2 separate regions of the Homo sapiens genome follow, and region 2 is linked to region 1. A link is an interaction called in ENCODE POLR2A ChIA-PET data of the cell type or tissue named here. Cell type or tissue: B cell. All regions are shown on one strand.

What was found. ChIA-PET counts read pairs that join two places held together with the same protein. Peaks named below come from ENCODE experiments on the same cell type or tissue, not always from the same donor. Only the 100,000 strongest peaks of a DNase experiment are listed, where the experiment ranks them.
Region 2: POLR2A ChIA-PET joins it to region 1 with 5 read pairs; 2 of 35 experiments call an interaction of 5 or more read pairs at or near these places.

What each region holds. Positions count from the first base shown.
Region 1 is chr1:45,818,168-45,822,167 of GRCh38, reverse strand. The region is part of intron 1 of MAST2 (microtubule associated serine/threonine kinase 2); the gene reads right to left. Among named protein-coding and RNA genes, the nearest start is that of MAST2, 17 kb to the right of the region's middle. In B cell, no CTCF peak of the experiment used is centred here; a DNase peak (open chromatin) is centred at 1,777; H3K27ac peaks cover 436 bases.
Region 2 is chr1:46,270,605-46,274,604 of GRCh38, reverse strand. It overlaps RAD54L (RAD54 like), which reads right to left. Exons shown (of 18, transcript NM_003579.4): 10 at 3,820-3,946; 11 at 2,065-2,139; 12 at 1,803-1,933; 13 at 1,140-1,250; 14 at 858-981; 15 at 389-467; 16 at 1-67. Among named protein-coding and RNA genes, the nearest start is that of RAD54L, 25 kb to the right of the region's middle. In B cell, no CTCF peak of the experiment used is centred here; no DNase peak of the experiment used is centred here.

The sequences.
Region 1 (4,000 bases):
CCTGTAATCCCAGAACTTTGGGAGGCTGAGGTGGGTGGATCATTTGAGGTCAGGAGTTCAAGACCAGCCTGGCCAACATGGCAAAACCCCATCTCTACTAAAAATACAAAAATTAGCTGGGCGTGATGGCACGTGCCTGTAATCCCAGCTACTTGGGAGGCTGAGGCACAGGAATCGCGTGAACCTGGGAGGTGGAGGTTGCAGTGAGCAGAAATCACACCACTGCACTCCAGGCTGGGTGACAGAGCAACACTCTGTCACCAAAAAAAAAAAAAAAAAAAAGGTGAAGGTGAAACAATATATGAATATGGGAATTCTAGAAGAGAAGGGGGCAGTAAGAACATGTGAAGAGGCCGGGCACCATGGCTCACGCCTGTAATCCCAGCACTTTGAGAGGCCAAGGCGGGCAGATCATGAGGTTAGGAGTTTGAGACCAGCCTGGCCAACATGGTGAAACCCCGTCTCTAATAAAAATACAAAAATCAGCTGGCGTGGTGGTGCATGCCTGTAGTTCCAGCTACTCGGGAGGCTGAGGCACAGTTATGACTTGAACCCAAGAGGCAGAGGTTGCAGCGAGCCAAGATCCTGCCCTGCACTTCAGCCTGGGTAACAGAACGAGACTCTGTCTCAAAAAAAAAAAAAAAAAAAAAAAGAAGAAATAACATACCAAAACTTCCCAAATGTGATGACAGATACAAATCTACACATCCAAGAAGCTCCGTGACTTCTAAGCAGGTTAAATTCAAAAAGGTTCATATGGAGACACATGATAACCAAACTGTCAAAGCCAATGGCAAAGAAATAATATTCAAAGCAGCAAGAGAAAAGCAACTTGTCAAATACAGGAGATCCTGAATCAGACGAACAGCTCATATCTCATCAGAACTGTGGAGTCCAGAAGTGAGTAGGATGACATACGGAATTCTATCTTGAGCATAACTGTCCTTCAAAAATGAGGAAAAAATAAAGGCTGGGTGCAGTGGCTCACACCTGTAATCCCAACACTCTGGGAGGCCAAGGTAGGGAGATTGCTTGAGCCCAGGAGTTTGAGATCAGCCTGGGCAACATGGCGAAACTCTGTCTCTGCAAAACACATAAAAGTTAGCTGGGCATGGTGACATGTACCTGTGGTCCCAGCTACTCAGGAGGATGAGGCAAGAAAATTGCTTGAGCCCAGGAGGTCAACACTGCAGTGAGCCAAGATTGCACCACTACACTCCAGCCCGGGAAACAGAGCAAGACTCTGACTCAAAAAAAAAAAAAAAAAAAAAAAAGAGAAAGAAAGAGAAATTGAAATCGAGGCATTTTCAGATTAAGAAAAAAAAAAAAAAAAGCAGACAGAGTCCATCACCACTACATATGTTCTACATCAAATCCTAAAAGGCATCTTCAAGTTGAAATGAAAGGACACTAAACAGAAACTTAAGGCCATCTGAAAAAATGAAGATCCAAAAAATAAAAAATAAAGATCCCCAGCAAAGGTAACCATATGGACAAATATCACAGCCAGTATTATTCTATTTTTGTTTTTCAGCTCCACCTTTTTTCCCTATATGACTTAAAAGACAAAAGCATTAAAAAATTATAAATCTATGATATTTAGCACACAATGAATAAAGATGTAATCTGCCACAAAAACAACTTATCAAGGAAATGGAGCTATACAGGAATAAAGTTTTTGTATACTACAGAAGTTAAACTGGTACCATTTCAAACTAGACTGTTATAAATTTAGTATGTTACATGTAATCCCCATAGCAACCAAAAAAAAATTCTAAAAAACACACACAAAAGGAAGTGAGAAAAGATCCCCTTGATCCAGTTTTGCTTTGGTTGCCTCTGCATGTGGGGTATTTATTGCTCAAGAAATTTTTGCCCAAACCAATGTCCTAGCAAGTTTCCCCAAAGTTTTCTTTTAGTAGTTTCAGAGTTTGCAGTTTAAGATTTAAATCTTTAATACATTTTTGATTTTTGTATATGGGAAGAGATAGGGATCTAGTTTCACTCTTCTGCATGTAGATATCTGCATATAGATTTCCAGTTTTCCGAGAACCATTTATTGTACAGACTGTCCTTTTACCAAAGTATGTTCTTGGCACCTCTGTCAAAAACCAGTTCACTGTAAATGTATGGATTTATTAATGGGTTCTCTATTCCGTTCTATTGGTCTCTGTTTGTTTTTATGTCAGTACCATGTTGTTTTGGTTACCATAGCTTTCTAGTATCATTTCAAGTCAGGTAATGTCATTTCTCCAGTTTTCTTCTTTATGTTGAAGATAGCTTTGGCTATTCTGAGTCCTCTGTGGTTCCACGTAAATTTTAGAATTGTTTTTTCTATTTTTGTGGAGAATGTCATTGGTATTTTGAATATGGATTGTATTGAATCTGTAGATTGCTTTGGGTACTATGGACATTTTAATAGTGATTTTTCCAATCCATGAACATGAAATATCTTTTCATTTTTTTAATGTCCTCTTCAATTTCTTGCATCAGTGTTTAATAGTTTTCATTAGAGAGATCTTTCATCTCTTTGGTTAATCCCTAGGTATTTTATTTGCAGCTACTGTAAATGGGGTTACTTTTTTGATTTTTTCAGATTGTTCACTGTTGGCATACAGAAACACTACTGATCTCTGTGTGTTGACTTTGGATCCTGCAACTTTACTAAATTTATCAGTTCTAATAGTTTTTTGGTGAAGTCTTTAAGCTTTTGCCAAATATAAGATCAAATCATCTGCAAACAAGGATAATTTGACTTCTTTTCCAATTTGGATACCCTTTATTTCTTTTTCTTGTCTAATTACCATAGTTAAGACTTCCAGTACTACTAGGTTGGTACAAACGTAATTGCGGTGGTTTGCATGATTAGAATTTGTCATCTGATATTGGAATACATTCTTTTTTTTTTTTTTTTTGAGACAGACTTTGCTCTTGTTGCCCAGTCTGGAGTGCAATGGCATGATCTCGGCTCACTGCAACCTCTGCCTCCTGGGTTCAAGCGATTCTCCTGCCTCAGCCTCCCAAGTAGCTGGGATTACAGGTGTGTGCCACCATGCCTGGCTAAGTTTGTATTTTTAGTAGAGACAAGGTTTCACCATGTTGGTCAGGCTGGTCTCGAACTCCTGAACTCTGGTGATCCACCCACCTCAGCCTCCCAAAGTGCTGGGATTACAGGCATGAGCCACTATGCCCGGTCTTGGAATACATTCTTAAATAAATGTCATTATATTATACATCATTTTAATGTTCATTTTTTATGTTTTTTGGCTAGAGACTTATTTACTTGCTGTTTATGTTTTAGACTATGGGAATGAAGTTAGATAAAAAGCAAATATGAGCAATTTTTGAATAAGTTCAAAATGGGTCGTAAAGCAAAGGAGACAACTCACAACATCAACAATGCATTTGGAGAGGAACTGCTAACAACTGTACAGTGCAGTGGTGGTTCAAAAAGTTTTGCAAAGGAGGCAAGCCTTGAAGGTGAGGAGTGTAGTGGCCGACCATCGGAAGTTCACAACGACCAATTGTGAGCAATCATCTCTTAGAACTACACAAGAAGTTGCCGAAGAACTCAACATCGACCATCCTACAGTCATTCAGCATTTGAAGCAAATCGAAAAGGTGAAAAAGCTCGTTAAGTGGGTGCCTCATGAGCTGAGTGAAAATCAAATAATCATCATTTTGAAGTGTCATCTTCTCTTATTCTACAGAACAATGAACCACTTCTCGATCACACTGTGACATGCAAGGAAAAGTGGACTTTATATGACAACCTGTGACAACCAGCTCAGTGGCTGGACTGAGAAGAAGCTCCAAAGCACTTCCCAAAGCCAAACTTGCATCAAATAAAGGTCACGGTCACTGTTTGGTGGTCTGCTGTCAGTCTGATCCACTACAGCTTTCTGAACCCCAGTGAAAGCATAACATCTGAGAAGTATGCTCAGCAATCTTAATGAGATGCACCAAAAACTGCAACGCCTGACACCAGCATTGGTCAACA
Region 2 (4,000 bases), 450 kb before region 1:
TAGCCCCAATGAGATTGAGGCCACAGCCCCCAGCTTTGCTGCTCAGCATGAAGACAAAGTCAGGGCTCTGGAAAGAGAAGAAACAGGAGAAAAGGAACCTCTTATAGCCTAAACTGGGATCCTGCTCAGCCCAACCAGCTCCTCCCTCATGCCTCTATACTACTCAGTACCAATTGTGAAAACCACCAGTTTATCTGCTCACCAGCCAGCCAATCCCAACACACACAGTCAGTTTCCAGCCCAGCCATCACCAACCAGACAAATCCTACTATATCCACTAGGGGAATTAAAAAAAAAAAAAATCAAGGTAACCCCTTATAGCTTCTCTATCATTCCTTAATTCTGATGATACTGCATTGGTGGTGTGGGGACGGGGATGTGCATTTACCGATGGACTATTGAAGCGTTCTACAACCTTGGCTCGCTTCTTAATGGACATCGTGCCATCCAGGCGGACGTATAAGTACCTGAAGGGGGATTCGAGACCCAAGAAAATAAAGCTTCAATGATTAGGGGGAAAAAAAATTAAAAATAAAAATTTTTTTAAAAAGACCCAAGAAAGCAGAGTCCCTTGGAGAGCCACTGAAGGGACTGAAATAACCATGCTTGAGGCCCTAAGCTCCCAAAGGCAGGGGCAGGGAGCTAGAGGCCAAGACTCTTTCCTAAGGGAGTACCTGAAGGACTAGGGGATCTTCTACTTGGAGATAGAGCTGAGGCCATCATAGCAATAAGGGAAGATATCTCCAGGGAAAGCCCTTATGTGCCCAGATCTTGGCCCACATCCACAAATCAGAACTAGACAGACAGTAGGGGAGGGGTATATCCCCCTTTGGCATCCTGGTTAGGATCTTCCCTACCTTCGGGCACGGCACAGCTTCTCAAAGAGATCCAAAGTCTGGGTGTAATTCGACACCAGCACTACTTTGTCACTGCTACGGCTTCGGGTCACCGCCAGAATATAATCCAGGACCAGCATCTTACCTGGGAAGAGCAGCAACCAGCAGTCCCCTACTGGCTGTCCCAATGGCCCAGGCTTCTTACTCTTGATATCCTGCCTTGAAACAGGACAGCCCTAGCACAAAAAAAAATCTCCCACCCTCCTCCTAGAGAAGCCCAAATACTGGTAGGAAAAGGGTCACCTGACAGCTGGGGCTCCAGGGCCTTAGAGCTGTAACCAGGAGGGAAGAGGTCCAAGGCACCCACAAAGCCATCCTCCTCTTCCACACACTTATCATAGATTAGAGCTGGATCTGGGAGAAAACAAAACAAAACCCAGATACTTTGCTTTCTGAAGTTTCCACTTCAGTGTTCACTAGAACTCCCTCTAGAAGCCTAGCCCAAAAGGCCTTCCTCAACATCAGACTTGCTTGATCTTCATCCTACCAAATTCCAACAGGATATAGTCGGTGCCATCTGGGACGATGGATGGACAATCTCACTCACTAATGTGTTCTCCCAACAAGAAGGGAGCTATAACAGAGCAGGCAAGGTTTCTTTGTTATTTTTCCTCCTGCCCAACATTGTATATGAGCGTGTGTACATGCAAGCACTCACAAACAGTCGACACATCCCAGGTCATCAAGCATGGGCTGGACAGAAGATGAGTTCAATTTTCCAAAGCAAAGGGTCTGGTAAACAGACTCCACAATGCAGGGTTCATGCCTTGGGTAGGGTTGGAATCACATGTGGCCTCTATGAGGATGACTCTGGACGAGTTTTAGTGAGGGTTGCCAGGCCACTACAGGAACCTACCCTCCCTTGCTCACTCTCACAGAGGACACCAGGACACAAGCCCAACTCACGATTACAAAGCTTCTTTAGCGAGGTGATGGAAGAAAGGGAAGACACACTCATCTTGCCCTCAAGCAATTCTTCTGCCGGTTTGGCTTGTCTCAGAAACCTCTTGTATAACTCAGTCTGAAGGGGTGTCAGCCTAAAAAAGGCAGCTGGGTCAGTGGAAAAAGCTAGACCACCCTCCTGCCCTCTGAGAACACCTTGAGAGCCCAGCCATGCTTCAGGAGCTAGGCTTTGACCCACTCCACATCTTTCAGTTGAGTTCAGTACCTACAACAAACGACCTGCTCAATCTTCACAGGCAGATATTTAGAAAGGATATCAGAAGTCCTCCGTATCAGGCATCTAGAGAAAACAGGATAAAAAGGCAAGAGGCTGGTAAAATTGCCATGCTAACTACTGGAATAAAAGCTACCACCCAAAGGACCAAGACTAGCCCTCTTTTACAGTATTAAATGTCAGAGACTCGGCCAGGCGCAGTGGCTCACGCCAGTAATCCCAGCACTTTGGGAAGCTGAGGCGGGCGGATCACCTGTGGTCAGGAGTTCAAGACCAGCCTGGCCAAAATGGAGAAACCCCATCTCTACTAAAAATACGAAAATTAGCCAAGTGTGGTGGCAGGCACCTGTAAACCCAGCTACTCGGGAAGCTGAGGCAGGAGAATCACTTGAACCCAGGAGGTGGAGGTTGCAGTGAGCCGAGATCGCCCCATTGCATTCCAGCTTGGGCAACAAGAGCAAGACTCCATCTCAAAAAAAAAAAAAAAAAAAAAAAAAAAAAAAAAAGTCATCAGACCTATGTCAAACACATCTGTATCAGGGTCTCAATTGTGGGAACAGAGACCTTCCAAACATGCTAGCTTAGACAGGCAGCACTTTCTCTTCCCCTTCAATAGGTTGCCTAGTCTTCAAGAGAAGACTGAGGCTTCCCATTGATACAGGAGCTCTAACAGGAAAAGCAAGTTGTAAATTACTAAGTCCTTAGGGGAGTTTCTGCTTGCATTTGTCCAAATGCCCGCTGCTACATGGCCCCAGGCTAAATGAAATTAAGCATAGACCTCCTGGGAAGACTATGAAGGATAGGTATCAGGCACCTAAGAAGCAGATCTTAAGAAAACACCAATTCTTCTTCCTGCCATCTAATTTTTTTTTTTTGAGACGGAGTCTTGCTCTGTCACCCAGGCTGGGGTGCAGTGGCGCAGCTCAGCTCACTCCAACCTCTGCCTCTCGAGTTCAAGCGATTCTCCAGCCTCTCCCTCCAGAGTAACCGGGACTACAGGTGCACCCCAACCACACCCAGCTAATTTCTGTATATTTAGTAGAGATGGGAGTTTCCCCATGTTGGCCAGGCTGGTCTCGAACTCCTTACCTCAAGTGATCCACTCGCCTCAGCTTCCCAAAGTGGTGGGATTATAGGCGTGAGCCACCATGCCCGTCCTGCCATCTAAAATTGGTAGGGAGAGGTAGCCAGGTAGCCAGGCAGTTGTTGGGAAGGGCAGGAGGACTCTTTAGAATGTAACCTATCAAGTGTGCATACCACCTCTGGACAAAGGAGTCCAGAATGTGCCTACCCTCTGGGTTATGTAACTCCCATGAAAAAGTCAGTCCCCTTAGCCTGGGAGCCACAACCACCTTTCAGATCTTCTCCTACCTGTCACAGAATGACTATGGGGCCTGGGAAGAGAAGCCTAATGTTTCGGGTCTGAGACCAACTGACAGGAAGCTTCTGAAATACTAGTAATGCTCCAAGGTATACTTTGCTCAAGAAGTCCAGCAGCATCAGAGAAAAGCTTCCTCAGCAGGCTGATAAACAGACCAAAACCAGACCACAGAGCCCAAGCCAGAAAGAAAGCAGGCACTTCACCTCCAAGACTCCCTTGTTTATTCAGTGGCCATAGTTAGGACACAGAACCCACTCCCTTCCTAGAATCCCAGCCTTTGAGGGCTCTAGAGAGGCAAAGCCCCCAAAGGATTGGCCATGGATGGTTTGGGAGGCAATTCTAATGACTTCGCTTAAGGTCATTACCTATTCACAATGCTGGTGAGCTCCCGCAGCCGCTCCTCTCCTAGCTGCCTGTCTGCCTCACTAGCAGCAGCGTCTCGACCCTTCAAAATTGGCAATTCAAAATGCTTCTTGAATTCATGGGCAGTCCCTAAACACAGGAGAGAAGGAAAACAGAAGAATGTGGAAAAGGAATGATTTTCCC